Regions from separate parts of the Homo sapiens genome. Here region 2 is linked to region 1. A link is an interaction called in ENCODE POLR2A ChIA-PET data of the cell type or tissue named here. Cell type or tissue: OCI-LY7. All regions are shown on one strand.

Evidence for each region. Peaks named below come from ENCODE experiments on the same cell type or tissue, not always from the same donor. Only the 100,000 strongest peaks of a DNase experiment are listed, where the experiment ranks them.
Region 2: POLR2A ChIA-PET joins it to region 1 with 5 read pairs; 3 of 35 experiments call an interaction of 5 or more read pairs at or near these places.

What each region holds. Positions count from the first base shown.
Region 1 is chr4:40,558,321-40,566,320 of GRCh38, reverse strand. All of the region lies in intron 1 of RBM47 (RNA binding motif protein 47), which reads left to right. Among named protein-coding and RNA genes, the nearest start is that of MIR4802, 60 kb to the right of the region's middle. RefSeq lists enhancers at 809-1,385, 3,731-4,241, 4,385-4,885. In OCI-LY7, no CTCF peak of the experiment used is centred here; DNase peaks (open chromatin) are centred at 1,320, 3,950 and 5,930; H3K27ac peaks cover 3,165 bases.
Region 2 is chr4:40,851,988-40,859,987 of GRCh38, reverse strand. The region is part of intron 12 of APBB2 (amyloid beta precursor protein binding family B member 2); the gene reads left to right. Among named protein-coding and RNA genes, the nearest start is that of NSUN7, 110 kb to the right of the region's middle. RefSeq lists a silencer at 2,669-2,868. In OCI-LY7, no CTCF peak of the experiment used is centred here; DNase peaks (open chromatin) are centred at 837, 1,727 and 2,767; H3K4me3 peaks cover 1,755 bases.

The DNA.
Region 1 (8,000 bases):
GTTCATCCCCAGCATGATACAGGGCTTTTGGTCAGTGACTTATTGTGAGAATGAGCACCCAGCTAACCTGAAGGTCAAGTCTGGGCGGTGATCCCTACCACTGACCTACTTATTCCTGAAGCAGTTCTCCTCAATAATGTGTAGCCACTTCCACCAAGTTGCTCTTTTGCTTTGTTCTTTTCTCTTGGCTCTCCCTCATTCCTCCTATTCTGTTTATTCTGTCCATCTTTTTCCTTTTTTTTTTGTTGTTGTTGAGACAGGGTCTTGCTCTGTTACCCAGGCTGGAGTGCAGTGGCACAGTCACAGTTCACTGCAGCCTTAACCTCCTGGGCTCAAGTGATCCTCCTGCCTCAGCCTCCCAAGTAGTTGAGACTTCAGGCGTGTGCCACCGCGCCGGGCTAGTTTTTTATTTTTTGTAGAGACAGGGTCTCCCTATGTTACCCAGGCTGGTCTTTCGTGGGGTCAAGCAAGCCTCCCACCTCGTTCTCCCAAAGTGCTGAAATTACAGGCATGAGCTGCTGGGTCCAGTCCATTTTGTTTCTTTATCATTTATCCTCTCTTTTTTCTCTATCTTTGTTCCTGTGCCCTGGGCTTGCTCTGAAGATGGTGTGAGCTGGGGAAGGGACTTAGGGAGACTAGCATTGACTGAGAAACTAAGGCTCAGAGAATATAAGTAGTAGTTATCCATGGTCACACAGATGGATTGTCACGGAATAAGATTTGAGCCCAAATCTTAATTCCAAAGCTTGCACTTTTCACCAGGGCTAATTGTACACATACAGCCAAACTAGTTGTTAAAATGTGGAAGTCCCTCTGTGCCTCTTAGTGGAGAGCTGCTGCTTGAAGCCTCCTATGTGTCCACCACCACCGGCCAGGCCTCCCTTGCCCCTTCCCCAGGAACCCAAGGACCTGCTCATGAGCCAGCAACTAAAGGGTTAATATCCAGCCCAGCAGAGGCATCAAGGACCCAGCTCCAGCACCAAGGTTGGCTAGCAGATGCATGTTGGTGCCCTTGAGGCTCCCCTGCTCTTAACCACACTGCTGTGTAGTATCAAGTGTCATGCTGAGTACTGCTTAACATCACTGGGGGAGTTCAGAATGAATGAGAAAATAACTTCACAGCTCATTAATGAAAATGCCATTTGGGATCAAATCAGAAACACTGTGGAAGCTTAGTTGAATTCATTGCCTCCCTTGATAAAGTACAGAATGAAGAAGGTTGCATCTGCAGACAAGGAGAAATTCTCTTTGTGTTCTCACCAAGGCTGAGGTGACTGGATAGAGTGTTTCCTTAGGCCCTGCTCAGTCCCCACGTTCACTTCCGGACCTATTCAAGACACACACAAGAGAGCCCTCCTTCTAGGCCTTCAGCCTCTGGGGCCCTTGCTCAGAAGCTCCGCCACTCCTGCTTCTGCCCCTTCCTCCCACTGAGGATCCTCGGGCCTCAGAGGACCACAAGACTGGTGTTTACTTTTAGAATGGTTTCTATTAACTTGAGCAAAAAAATAAATTTTCGGTAGGGCCTGAGGTCTTGAATATCATTTCTAATATCCTCTCTTTGAAAAAGGCTTTCTGTGTCTCAAAAAGTAACTCATAAATAAACTTTTCTTAAAGCTAGACAGTGATTTTTTTGTATTCTAAAAGGACTAAATGAGTATGTTTTACTCTTCTCCAAATTCTATTGATTCCTTCCTATTGCTTCATGTTTGATGATAAACCAACAGATGTGTTGCCTGTGCTGTTTATTTCTCCTGCTTTAAAGCCATACTTCTCCTAATCTTTGGAGATTCCCCATGTATTCCTTAGGATAGGCTAGGTGGCTGTAACATAAAGACCTCCAAATGTCACTGGCTTACCCAGTAGAAATTTATTTTTTACTTAAGTAGCTTTCCTGGGTGTGCAGCTTTCCTGGGTATGTGTGTGTGCAGGTTCGGGGGTAGCTCACCTTCATAAACTCATTTGGAGATCCAGACTGGCAGCTGCTTTGCCATTTTTATCATATGATGGCCAAGGTTGCCTGGGCATTGCCATCCCAGTCAGCCAGAAGAGGAAAGAGCCCAGAGGAGAACGTGTGGTAGATTTTTATGGGCAGGACCACGTCACATCATGATGACACACACCACTTCCTCTGCATCCACTGGCCAGAGCATAGTCAGTGGTCACACCTCACTGCAATATGGGAAGCTAGACTGTGGTCTATGCTTCCATGGAAGGTGGTGACCTCTACACCTTGTATTTTTCATAATTAAAAAAATTGTTTTTTACATTATATGAATAGAGATAGTGTCTTGCTATGTTGCCCAGGCTGGTCTTGAACTCCTGGGCTCAAGCAATTCTGCCTTGGCCTCCCAAAGTGCCGGGATTACAAGGTGTGAGCCAGCACACCTGGGCTATTTTTCATAGCTTTCTTTTTTACATTTTTGCTTAGCTTTTTAGAGACTATCATAAAATATATTTTTCATAACTTTCAAATACATTGGGCAATTGCCATTGTAAATGTGCCTTCCTGAAGGGTGTACCTAGGGCCCTACCACTGCAGTTTTGTGCTCTTTTGTCTTAATTTCAAGAAGTAGCTTTGGTAACACAGCCACACGGAAAGGGGTGTTGATTACCCCTCTGGGTGAGGTAAGCAAGCTTAGCACATGGGGAAGTAAACCCAGGCTCTGCTTAGTGGACACCACCCTCTGTGAGTATTAACCATGTGTGCAGTGGGAAAGGCCTTCCTTTGGGGCCCCCAACTGACCACTGTGTGACCTTGGGAAAGTCACCTTTCTCTCTGAATCTCAGGTTTCTTATCTAGATCAACTAGCTGATATCTAAGGTATTTTGCGGTTTTAAGAGGGCACAATTCTAAGAATGCGGGCCATGGGTCATCCTGCAGTATAATACAAGCACAGAGTTTGATTTTACCGCTTCTACAGCCATTTAATCATTTTTTTAAAGATGGGGAAAAGGAAAGAAAAGAAAGCATGATGGCATTAAAGTGTTCATTGTTTCAGTGCTATTTAGGAAGCAAAACAGATTTCTGTGGAGCTAGCCTAATTGAATGGTCAACAACCCTGAAGTAATCAACCATGCTAAAATATACTCTTTTTAAAAAAGGTATTTTATTTATTTATTTATTTATTTTGAGATGGAGTCTTGCTCTGTCGCCCAGACTGGAGTGCAGTGGCGCCATCTCGGCTCACTGCAACCTCTGCCTCCCAGATTCAAGTGATTCTCCTGCCTCAGCCTCCTGAGTAGCTGGGATTGCTAAAATATACTTTTAATTTTTAGCAAGGGCTAACAAATGCCAGTTTAATACAACACATGGGTCCCGTCATTTTGGATATTTTTAGTAGCCTGTTTACCCTGCTTTGTCATTGTACTTGACCCTTTTGGGGGTACAGCTTTTTGGAGCATAATGCTCACCTAATGACTCATCCCCTCGAGGGAATTCTTTATTGTTGCTGTCGCTTCTAAAAAATGATGCAGCTCCTGAGCAGCTATATATTATCAATGAAACAAGTTTTTGCTTCTAGGGAATAGTAGTCAGAAACAGAAAGGAAATATTTCGGCTGGGCACGGTGGCTCACGCCTGTAATCCTAATGCTTTGGGAGGCCGAGGTGGGCAGGTCACTTGAGGTCAGGAGCTAGAGAACAGCCTGGCTAACATGGTGAAACCTCGTCTCTACTAAAAATACAAAAATTAGCCGGGCGTGGTGGCGCGCACCTGTAATCCCAATTATTTGGGAGACTGAGTCAGGATAATTGCTTGAACCCCGGAGGCAGAGGTTGCAGTGAGCCGAGGTCGCACCAGTGCACTCTAGCCTGGGTGACACAAGAGTGAGACTGTCTCAAAAAAAAAAAAAAAAAAAAATAGGGAGAAGTGGGAGGAGAAGGGGTCTAAAATGTAATGACACCCGCCTCCTTAGTCTGATGCAACCTCAGTGTATTTCACAGTAGAATGATCTTGTCTTTGGGACCGGAAGCCTTCTGAAGTCCCTCTCCTGGTCTGTGCTTCAGTGGGCATGATCAACTTTCACCTGTCCTCTTTTTTCCAGGCTTCCAAAAGAGGACCACTCCTTCTGAGAGACACATTTTTCTTTGATCGTGTTAATCCTACAGCCTGATTACCCACCCCTCCTGCTAGTCTTAGAGTCCAGCAGACCAGGTGGTCTCTTTCTGTTAACTTTGCATATCTTTAAATCTAGTGGATTTTGCAGATTATCACTTGGGGGTATGTTTCCTGGATTGTAACCATGGGGTACTGATTGTAAAACATGCAATTGATTTAATAATAGCTTTTTAAAATGAGTAAGTAGTCACATGGGCTATTTGAGAAACAGGTTTCAAGTCATTGAGTCATTGAGGGGACCTTGCATTGTGGACCTCTAATGAATGTTAACTGACTGGCTGAATGAATAAATGAATGAGAGAAGGACAGAGATTTCTGATCTAGTAAAAGGATATCTTACATTAAGACAACGGAGGCCAGGCGAGGTGGCTCACACCTGTAATCCCAGCACTTAGGGAGGCCCAGATGGGTGGATTGCTTGAGCGCAGGAGTTCGAGACCAGCTTGCGCAACATAACGAAACCCCATCTCTGCAAAAAATACAAAAATTAGCTGGGCATGGTGGTGCAAGCCTGTAATTCCAGCTACTCAGGAGGCTGAGGTGGGAGGATCACCTGAGCCCAGGAGGTGGAGGTTGCAGTGAGCTGAGATTGCACCACCGTACTCAAGCCTGGGTGACAGAGCAAGACCCTGTCTCAAAAAAAAAAAAGAAAAAAAAAAGAAAAGAAGAAGCAAAAAAGAAGTTGGGCACAGTGGCTTATGCCTGTAATCCCAGCACTTTGGTAGGGCAAGGCAGGTGGATCACCTGAGGTCAGGAGTTCGAGACCAGCCTGGTCAACATCCCATCTCTACTGAAAATACAAAAATTAGCTAGGCGTAATGGTGCATGCCTGTAATCCGAGCTACTTATGATGCTGAGGCCGGAGAATCGCTTGAACCCAGGAAGCGGTGGTCGCAGTGAGCCGAGATTGCACCATTGCACTCCAGTCTGGGCAACAAAAGTGAAACTCCGTCTCAAAAAAAAAAAAAAAAAAAAAGACAATGGAAAAATAGTCCCAGAAAGGCTAAGATTTAAGTCCCATCCTGCCTCTTGGGCACTTTATAATAAGATAATCTCTCTGGACCTCAGTCTTCTTTACTGAAAGTGGGTTTAACAGTTCCTTACCAGGCTTGATTGTTGGGAGGTAAAAAACCAGACACATAGTCTCCTTTAATGCAGTTCCTGACACGTAGGCAGTGCTAAGAATGTGGGAAATAGTGAGAGAAAAGGGAATAGCAGCAACTTTTTTTTTTTTTTTTCCGAGAAGGAGTCTTACTTTTTGCCCAGGCTGAAGTGCAGTGGCGCGTTCTCGGCTCACTGCAACCTCCACTTCTGTGTGCAAGTGATTCTCCTGCCTCAGCCTCCTGAGTAGCTGGGATTACAGGCGCCTGCCACCATGCCTGGGTAATTTTTTGTATTTTTAGTAGAAACGGGGTTTCACCATTTTGGCCAGGCTGGTCTTGAACTCCTGACCTCGTAATCCACCTGCCTTGGCCTCCCAAAGTGCTGGGATTACAGGCATGAGCCACCACGCCCAGCCTAGCAGCAACTTTTTAGTTATGGTGGTCAGCAGTCAAAGAGGGCATAGATGGCTGCATCATACAAAATAGATGAAAACTTCGAATGTATGACTAGGCAGGAGAGGGTCGGGGAGGTCACCTCCTGGCTTCCCCTGGACTGGCAAGTGACCAAAGGCTGGCACTGCCGGGAGCAGGGAGAGCCGAGGTGTCCTCATTCAATCCAAGGAATTGGTTGTATTGTGAGCTCTGGTTAGATTTTTTTTTTAAATGCACCTGGCAAGGTTGCTTTGAACTCTTGATCATCCAAGAGTGGTAAGAAAGTGCTGGGCCATGCACATGCTCATTCCTCAAACACCTGTGCCTTGGCAAAGTGGAGATAACCAAAAGTCTGAACTTCCATACTCTTGTGTTTTAAAATCAGAACCTTAGGCAGCACAGAAAGCATTTTAAGAGTTTTCTGCACTTTTCATGGAGTGGAGTTAGATTTTGCAGGTGATACCAGTGAAACCTTTAACTGTCAGTGACCCTGGCCATGTTAGGAAATTCCTGACAACTGTCAGACCTCTGTGGGTCAAAACTCAGCTTGGCTGCGTTTTGACAACACTGTTTTGCTGACCAGGCTGGTGTTTAACTATTGTGCCAGGGTCAGGATGGAAAAATAAGAGAGTAATATCAAGAAAGTGAGCGCGTGGTTATGGGTGAGTGATTCTCAGACCTACTTGCTAATCTCTCTAACAGCTATCTGGCTAGTGCAAGTAATTTGGCCAAAATTTTAAAAAAGGTAAACACTAGAAATGGCTTGTAATGTACAGATTTGAAGGAACAGTGACTTATCTATTTCATTTGCAGTTTGTTGTGCTTGAGAGTCAAGGCTGGGGCATATTATGTGCTGCCAACAGGAATCAGAAGTTGAGAAATCAGGAACAAGTGTTCTTTCTACCCTCTAATAAAGGGCCTGACTTCGCAAAAACAACAATAATCCTATTTTTGCACCACCAAGAGTCTTCCCGATTTGGGTGGGACCTTAGAGGATGGTGGAGGGGATATTTCATGAAACTCAAAAAATATTTGCTGAATCAAGATTTTCTCTACCCTGGTGTTGGTCACCCACAGGAACAAAGATAGAATCTTTTATATTTAAACAACACCTCAGTTTTTCTTCCTTAACAGTCTTATTTTTAAAAAATTTAGATAAGATCTCCAATGTTTGCTTCAGGCTTTCTCACTTGACATTATCTTGGACTTTGGGGCTTGAGGGAGAAAATGCAGCTTCTCTGTATAGTTTCTGAAATGATGCTTGCATACCCATGTCACTTGATTCGTTATTGTAGAAATAACACCCACATTATGGGCTAGCCATATCGTATTCTGTGTTTGTCACCTGTAATTGTTTGAGAAACACAGCCTGATTTCATGTTAGACTCACTTGAAAAATATTTATTAGGCTCTCTCCTTCTATTTGCCAGAAATAGAGGCAAAGGCTGCTTTTCCATATAATCCAAACTAGCTTATATTCTGTCTTGGTGAAGTAGCCTCTAAAGAAAAAACCATTACTGAGGGGCAAATGCTATCTATGTCATGGTAATATACCTTGTAATAGGGATAAATACCTTGTAATAGGGATAAAATAAAGGCTGGATCTGCCCTATTCACCACAATCACTAGCACAGTGCTTGGAACATAGGAGGGGCTTAGTACACATTTCTTTTTTGAGACGGAGTCTCACTCTGTCACCCAGGCTGGAGTGCAGTGGCGAAATCTTGGCTCACTTCTACCTCCGCCTCCTGGGTTCAAGTGATTCTTCTACCTCAGTCTCCCAAGTAACTGGGATTACAGGCGCCTGCCACCACGCCCGGCTAATTTTTTTTTTTTTTTTTTAGACAGAGTTTGACTCTGTCGACCAGGCTGGAGTGCTGTGGCACGATCTCGGCCCACTACAACCTCTGCCTCCCGAGTTCAAGCAATTCTCCTGCCTCAGCCTCCCAATTAGCTGGAACTACAGGTGTCCACCACCACACCTGGCTAATTTTTGTATTTTTAGTAGAGATGGGGTTTCACCATGTTGGCCAGGCTAGTCTTGAACTCCTGACCTCAGGTTATTTGCCAACCTCAGCCTCCCAAAGTGCTGGGATTACAAGCATGAGCCACCATGTCTGGCCCATTTTTTTTTTTTTTTTTTTGTAGTTTTAATAGAGACAGGGTTTCACCATGTTGGCCAGGCTGGTCTTGAACTCCTGACCTTAAGTGATCCACCTGCCTCGGCCTCCTGAAGTGCTGGGATTACAGGCGTGAGCCACCATGCCCAGCCTCAGTACATATTTTTTAGACATTTACTCATTCAATAAATGATTGAGTAAATGAATGTCTAAATGTTAAAAGTCACA
Region 2 (8,000 bases), 290 kb before region 1:
GGACACTGCCTGTCAGGAACATCTTCCAAAGGAATCAACTTTTGGGCTGAGATTCCTAGAAGATGAGAGGGATTCATCAGGTGAGCAGTGCAGGGAAGAGCATTCTAGGAGGGTCACAGTCAGTGCAAAGGCTCTGAGGTGGGAAGTAGCTGGGCGTGTTCCAGGAACTGGAAGAAGAAAAGGGGACTGGAGCAGAGACAAAGAGGAGGGAATGTGGTTGCAGCATTGGAGATAGAAGCAGGGACCTGATCCCAGGCGGCCTGTGAGACCCTGAAAGCGATTATAGACTTTATCTGCATTGCAGTGGGAAGCCACTGTGTGGTTTTAAGGTTCGAGCATGGATACTCATATTTGTGATTTTCGTTTTTGAAGGGACTCGCATTTGTGATTTTTGTTTTTGTTTTGAAGGGACAGGTGTGGCTCCTGTGAGAACAGCTTGTTAGAGATGAGTGGAGGCAAGGAGACTGTTAAAACACTACTGCAGGCCGGGTGCGGTGGCTCATGCCTCTAATCCCAGCACTTTGGGAGGCTGAGGTGGGCAGATTACTTGAGGCCAGGAATTCAAGACCAGCCTGGCCAACATGGCAAAACCCCATCTCTGAAGCATGAGGATCACTTGAACCCAAGAGGAGGAGGTTGCAGTGAGCCAAGATAGCGGCCACTGCACTAGTGAGACACTGTCTCAAAAAAAAAAAAAAAATGACAGCAGCCCTCCTGATGAGATGTTGGCTGGAACTAGGGTGGCAGCATGGAGTTGAGAGAAGGGGGCAAGTTGGAGAGAGCAGGAGGAGGCAGAGTTGGCAGGACTTGTCACACATGACTTCCTGCCAGCAGACCCTCAGCTGTCACACTTGACGTACCCTGTGGACATCTGGCAGACCCATCTATTTGTTGCTTCTGCCCTGCTATAGACAGAGAATCAGACAACCAAACTCACTGGAATGATGTGTAAGGAAGGAGAGGCAGCCTTTGAAGGGGTGACAGGTACAATCCTGTTAACTTGTTTCATATCTCTGAGCTTGCTGCTGTCTGTTCTGGCTGCTGAACCCCAAGTCTTAAACCCTCTTCTAGCCTCACTTGCAGTTTGTGTTGTGTTCCAGACAGTTGTGGTTGCCAAAGCAGTTTACTGTCAATAACTCTTCCAAATAATTGAAGTGTTACTGATCGTAGATTCAGAAACAGCATGAGTTAAATCTTGCCCTCCCTAGAAAGACAACTGTTAACTAGAAAAGCATAATATAAAATTTTCTGCACAGAACCTGGTACTTAGGAGGAGCTTAGTAAATGTTGAACAAATGAGAAAACACCTGATCCTCATTTAAACATGAACATTAAAGTTGTCTGTACACCTGTGGTGTGTTTTACCAAACCCAAACAAGACCTATAGTTAAATACTCCCTTGATTTTCCATGTGTATTTCCTATTTTCTGTTCCTTTCTTTGTAAAAGGAGCGTATGAGACTTTGAATATAGCCAAAAACATGGCTAATATGCTTTGCCTATTTTGCTCTTTTTTTTTTTTTTTTTTTTTTTTGAGACGGACTCTCACTCTGTCACTCAGGCTGGAGTGCAGTGGCGCGATCTTGGCTCACTGCAACCTCCACCTCCCAGGTTCAAGCAATTCTCCTGCCTCAGCCTCCCTATTTCACTTTGTTAATTGGCTAATCAAATAACTTACGCTTGCCCAGAAACAATTAGAAAGAGGAAGTACTTTCAGTGCTCACAGAATACAGTCAGTGAGAGACCTTGGATTTTCCTTTCCAACTCATATATTTATATGACTAGTGGCTAGCCAGGACTCTTACTTAAAGTGCTGAAAGTGCTGTCACTTAGCCAATTGGACATTTTCTGCTTCCATGTATATGGGGGGAGGGGCGCTCAGCTAGAGATGACAATGTTGGGGTGCCTGTGGGATCTTGGCTTCAAGTCAGCTATAAACAAAAGGTGTCTTAAAAGAGGTAGGGATTACAAAAGGGTGTAGGGGTGTACTGCTAAGTGCTTTGTGTAAATTGGCAGATGATCTGTAAACACTTTCCAGCTCGATTCAGAATTTTCTGCCTCTTGAAATCTGATTATTCAGATTTATAAAACTACAATTTGGTTTCTGTCTTTCTGCCCAAAGGCTTTCTGGCTGTGGGCTGCAATACCTCCCTTCCCCAACCACCCCTCCCCGCCCCCCATTTCCCCCACTCGCCCCACAATCAGGATCGTAGAAACCCAGCCTGGTGCGGTGGCTCACCCCTGTAATCCCAGCACTTTGGGAGGCCGAGGCGGGCGGCTCACTTGAGGCCAGGAGTTTGAGACCAGCCTGGCCAACATGGTGAAACCCCATCTCTACTAAATAGGAAAAATTAGCCAGGCATGGTGGCGGGCGCCTGTAATCCCAGCTGCTAGGGAGGCTGAGGCAGGAGAATCGCTTGAACCTGGGAAGCGGAGGTTGCAGTGAGCCGAGATCGTGTCACTGCACTCCAGCCTGGGCGACAGAGCGAGACTCTGTCTCAAGAAGAAAAGAAAAGAAACCAGAAACCCAGCAGGCCTAGAGCATCAACTTTTTCTAAAGAGGTTCAGTGGGTTTGAATGAAGTTTCTAAGTCTTGAGAGTCCAAAAAGGAAACGTTCGTTACAGGAAGGGAGTATGTTGGGGTGGGGGATCCTCCTTGCCGGCCCTGAGCCAGTCCCCTAGCAGCTGGAGCATCTGGCGGGAGCACCTAGCGGGAGCACTTCACGGGAGTGCGGCCGGGTGGGGCGGGGCCACGCGCCTCCCCAGCAGCCAATGGGCGGCCGCGGCGGGCGGGGCAGGGAGGGCGCAGGGAGGCGCGGGCGCCGCTCTCTTCAACTTGAGCCCGGGGCAGTGCGCGCGGCTGCTTGAGCGACGGCACCGCTGGCTGGTGCCGGCACCCTGGGGCTTGTCGTAGCACCTGGGGCGGCATCCCCGCCCGACTTCGGAAGGACCGGGAGGCAAAGGTGAGGAAGTTGGCGAAGGAACGGCTCTCCTTTGTTTGCAGGTGCGTTCAGGGGGAACGGGGGTCGAGCCCAAGCTCGCTCGCGGGGACAGCGAGGCGGGCGCGGGAGACCTGCGGGACAAAGGCTGCGCCCTCCCTTCCCCGAGTCAGCGCTTAGCGAGTTGCCTGGTCCTGGACGGCTGGAAGGGCTGAAGAGGGGGCTTTCTGCCCCGCCGGTGGGAAGAAGGAGTGAGGCTTGTATGAAATGGGGGGGAGGCGTCCTTGGACCCCCAATTCGCCAGTGCAGCAGGACTGTTCGGGGTGGGCTATTCATTGATGGGGTCTGCACGGGGCATTTCTGCCGTGGACAGCGTTCTATGATTGAGGCAGTGACTGCCTTCGCCTCACGTGCCCCCTGGTGAGGCCACATTTCTGTCTTCCTGTCTACATTAGGACTGAAAGATATTTCAGGGTTTTGGTAATCCAGTATTTGGATTAAAAGCAATATCCTTTCGTGTAGAAAAACTGTGCATTTCCAAATGATTTTAGTTACACGATTTAGGATATTGGTGTGACTTCCATGCGAGAAAATATCTCAAATTCCCCAAATGTAGAAACGCAGCCAGCTCTTGGCATTGAGAAAGAAGTAGTGTTTTTGAAAAGAAAGGCGTGAAGATTTAAATATTGCTTACAACACTCTATTAGCTTGTGGGGGAATCTGTGCCTTTTCTATTATCTGTTTCCCTATACCAATATTGTAACCAGGCACGTCTATGGATTCCTAATTAATGTGTAGCTGTGAATCTTCATTACTGCCTTGGGTGGGAGAAGGCGGAAGGAGGGGGCAATCCCATTAGTCTTTTTCTTTCTTTTTATAACTGCAGCTGCAGCCTGGCTTTGACTTGTATCATGAATGGGGGTTCTGCCTGCTTTCCTCATGCTGTTCTCTTTTAGGTTTTCTTAGGCCATTGAGCAGTTGGCCCTTCCTCCAGCCGAGCTCTTACACAAGAGTAGTTTGTAAGATTCTCTCTAAAGTTCAGATCCTTGCTGCTGCCTTTTAGTTAGTTGAGTTCAGAAAGGAATTATTAAGTGTCCTGAGGCCTTTCCTAAGAAGTTAGAAGCAGAATGTGTTTGTAAATGTGGTCTGTAATTTTGTAAAAGTTATAAGTAAAAGGGAGTGTGAATGAAATGCTTAAGAGGGGAAAGACTTTCCATAAAGCATCAGCCAGTATTATCAAAGAAGGTGTCATGGTTTGTAGCTCAGTAAGAACCCTACTTTCCGTTTTGCTTCCTTTTTTTTGTTTTTTTTTTTGAGACAGAGTCCCTCTCTGTCACCCAGCCTGTAGTGCAGTGGCACAATCTCGGCTCACTGCAACCTCTGCCTCCCAGGTTCAAGTGATTCTCCTGCCTCAGCCTCCTGAGTAGCTGGGACTATAAGTGCACACCACCACACCCGGCTAATTTCTGTTTTTTTGAGTAGAGACGGGATTTCACCATGTTGGCCAGGCTGGTCTCGAACTGCTGACCTTGGGTGATCCACCTGCCTCGGTTCTCCCAAAGTGCTGGGATTACAGGCATGAGCCACCATGCCTGGCCTCATTTTATCATTCTCACTTTGCAGATGTGAGAAACACACTTTTCTAACAGCCGCCACGTTGTTTAGTTCTAGCTTTTCTGCAATGGGGATAATTTATTTAATAAGTATTTATTGGACACTTGCCATGTGCTGGGCATTGGTGCTGGTGATTAAGTGGCATAATAAATACAACAGGTGTCTTCTTCCTTTCTTGGAGCTCACACTATGCTGGCGTGGGGCCCATTGCAGGTTCTCTGCACTGGAGCATCCCTGGGAAGCAGTGTGGATGACACCAAGGTGAGACAAGAAGATACTGCTGCTGATGGCCGCCTTGGAGGTCAGCTGAGCATGTGGCAGTAGGCGCAAACAACGAGGGGCCTCAGGTCATCTGCACTCCAAGGGTGGAAGTATTAATCACACCAGTGGGCCATTGGGCACTAAAGTCGGTCATCTTGAACTTGCTTACTTTGATCTCAAAGGAGCCTGCAGCTGCAAGGAGGGGCAGAGCTGAGTTCTAAAGAGTTTGAACATTGGCATTGTTGATTTCAATGGGGTAATTCCAGTTTGTTACAAAACTATCAGTCATGCAGCCTCCTTGTCTCACCTATACAGCTTTCCTCTTGGACAGCCCCCCTAGGAAATGAATTTCTTTTTCTTTCTTCTTTTTTTTTTTTTTTTTTTGGAGATGGACTTTCGCTCTTATCGCCCAGGCTGGAGTGCAGTGGCGTAATCTTGGCTTACTGCAACCTGTGTCTCCCAGATTCAAGCGATTCTCCTGCCTCAGCCTCCCGAGTAGCTGGGATTACAGGCGCCCGCCACCACACATGGCTAATTTTTTTGTATTTTTAGTAGAGACAGGGTTTCGCCATGTTGGCCAGGCTGGTCTTAAACTCCTGGCATTAGCTTATCTGTCCATCTCGGCCTCCCAAAGTGCTGGGATTACAGGCGTGAGCCACCGCGCCAGGCCTAGGAAATGAATTTCATTCTGTACCACTGGCTGAGCAAAGCTTTACATCTGTCCAGGCTCCCGAGTGTTAAGAGATGACTTAACTGTGTCCCTATTTACTCTCCATATACGTTTCATGGGTTTTTGGGAGTAAACTGATGGCATATAACCTCTTATCTAGGTTTTCACAAATCTCTAGGATCACAGAAAAACATACTAAGTAGTAGTGTAACTTGTCTTTTTAAAGAGCTTGTGTTGAACACAGAATATGACATATTTGAGGAGTTCTTAGACTTTTGGATTCCTCGGGCCCTAACATAGTACCTAGTATAGGATGCCCTCCATAAATAACCCAGTTGATGAATGGGCAGATGAATGAATGTAGATGAAAATACTTCATTGTCTACTTTTAGGGTTTAATTTTGACCATCCATGTGCTTAATATTTATAGTCTAATGGTTAATATGCTGTTCGGCAGATAAGGAGCATCCATGTGTCAGGCACCTTGTGAGGCAGCATGAAGGACTGAGACAGATGAGGTCCCTGTTTGAAGAGGCAGGAGATAAGCCGGAAAAACAATTCAGGAAGCAAGATGATACAGGTTATGCCGAGTGTCTTGAAGACCATCAACAGCGTGATGCAACAGAGTAGCTCAGAGGGGAAAGGGGCCATCAGGAGGCAGCCTGTCCTAGGAGGCAACATTTGAGCTGGGCTTGAAGGCTGAGAAGAAGCCAGCCATGTAGGGAGTGAATAGAAAGCACTGAGGAACAGCTGGGTGTGGTGGCTCATATCTGTAATCCCAGCACTTTGGGAGGTCGAGGCAGGTGGATCACCTGAGGTTAGGAGTTCAAAACCAGCCTGACCAACATGGTGAAACCCTGTCTCTACTAAAAATACAAAAAAAAAAAATTAGCCAGACATGGTGGTGCGTGCCTGTAATCCCAGCTGCTCGTGAGGCTGAGGCAGGAGAATCACTTGAACCCAGGAGGCGGAGGTTGCAGTGAGCCGAGATCATGCCATTGCACTCCAGCCTGGACAACGAGCGAAACTCCATCGCAAAAAAAAAAAGAAGGAAAGCACTGAGGAAGTGGAGCACTCAACGTGCCTGAGGATGAAGAGGAGGCCAGTGGTTTGTGCTGGAAGAGGTGGGTGGGGACAGGATCCTTTAGGGCTTGTGGGCAGTGCTTAAAGGTTTGCCATGAGGTGCCCGTGAAGAGGGTTAACCAGGGGAATGCCATGATCTAGTTTATTTCATACAGAAAGATCTCAGGGAATAGATATTGGGAACAGGAGTGGAAAACGAGGGACCAGTTGGCTAGCCCTAGTCCAGGAGAGATCAGTGACATGGCAGAGGGCATGAAGAGAAGCAGGTGGGTGGGGGAAATGTGGAGGTTGAACTCGCCAAGTTGACTGTAGAAGATGCAGGAAGGGGTGTGATCTAGGACCATACCTGATTTCTTTGATGCGTTGTTTATGTCTGTAGAAAATACATGCTAATAGAAGTAATAACTGTTCGAGGACAAAGTTATTAAGCCATGGAACAACTCCCTTTACATTTATGTTGTATCAAGACCTTGATTTAAGCCAGACACGGTGGCTCATGCTGTAATCCCAGCACTTTGGGAGGCCGAGTGTCCCCAAAGGATCACTTGAGGCTAGGAGTTTAAGACCAGCCTGGGCAACGTGGCAAAACCTTGTCTCTGCTGAAAATACAAAAATTACCTGGGCATGGTGGCACATGCCTGTAATTCCAGCTACTAGGGAGGCTGAGGCACGAGAATCTCTTGAACCTGGGAGATGGAGGTTGCAGTGAGCTGAGATCGCGCCACTGCCCTCCAGCCTGGGTGACAGAGAAACACACTGTCTCAGAAAAAAAAAAAAGACTTTGACTTTCTTTTCTTTGGTTCTCCAGTGTAGATGAGCAGACGTATCCATCCAGTGCAATCTTGTGTATTTGGCCATTTTTCCAAGATGTTTTCACCCTTCAGTACCCTTTCTGTCATTCTCAACTGGTTATGAGACCTTTGAGCATTTTTCTTTGTTCTGGCATGAAAATAAAGAATCAGACTAAGAAGAGAAGATGGGTTTAAGCCTTAATTTATATGGAATTATTCTACCTTTGTTCCCAGTTTATAAGAATCCATTCATAATTACTTTTTTTTTTTTTTTTTTTTGAAGACAGAGTTTTGCTCTGTCACCCAGGCTGGAGTGCAGTGTCACGATCTCGGCCCCCTGCAGCCTTCGCCTCCCGGGTTCAAGCGATTCTCCTGCCTCAGCCTCCCAAATAGATGGGATTACAGGCATGCACCACCATGCCCCACTAATTTTTTGTATTTTTAGTAGAGACGGGGTTTCACTATGTTCGCCAGGCTGGTTTTGAGCTCCCGACCTCAAGTGATCCACCGGCCTTAGTGCTGGGATTACAGGCATGAGCCACTGCGCCCGGCCCCGTAATTACATTTGAAGTTACTTCACATGCAGCATCCTCTGTAGTTCCAACAATTGATACTCTCTCATAAATATAAAATTTGTTCCATA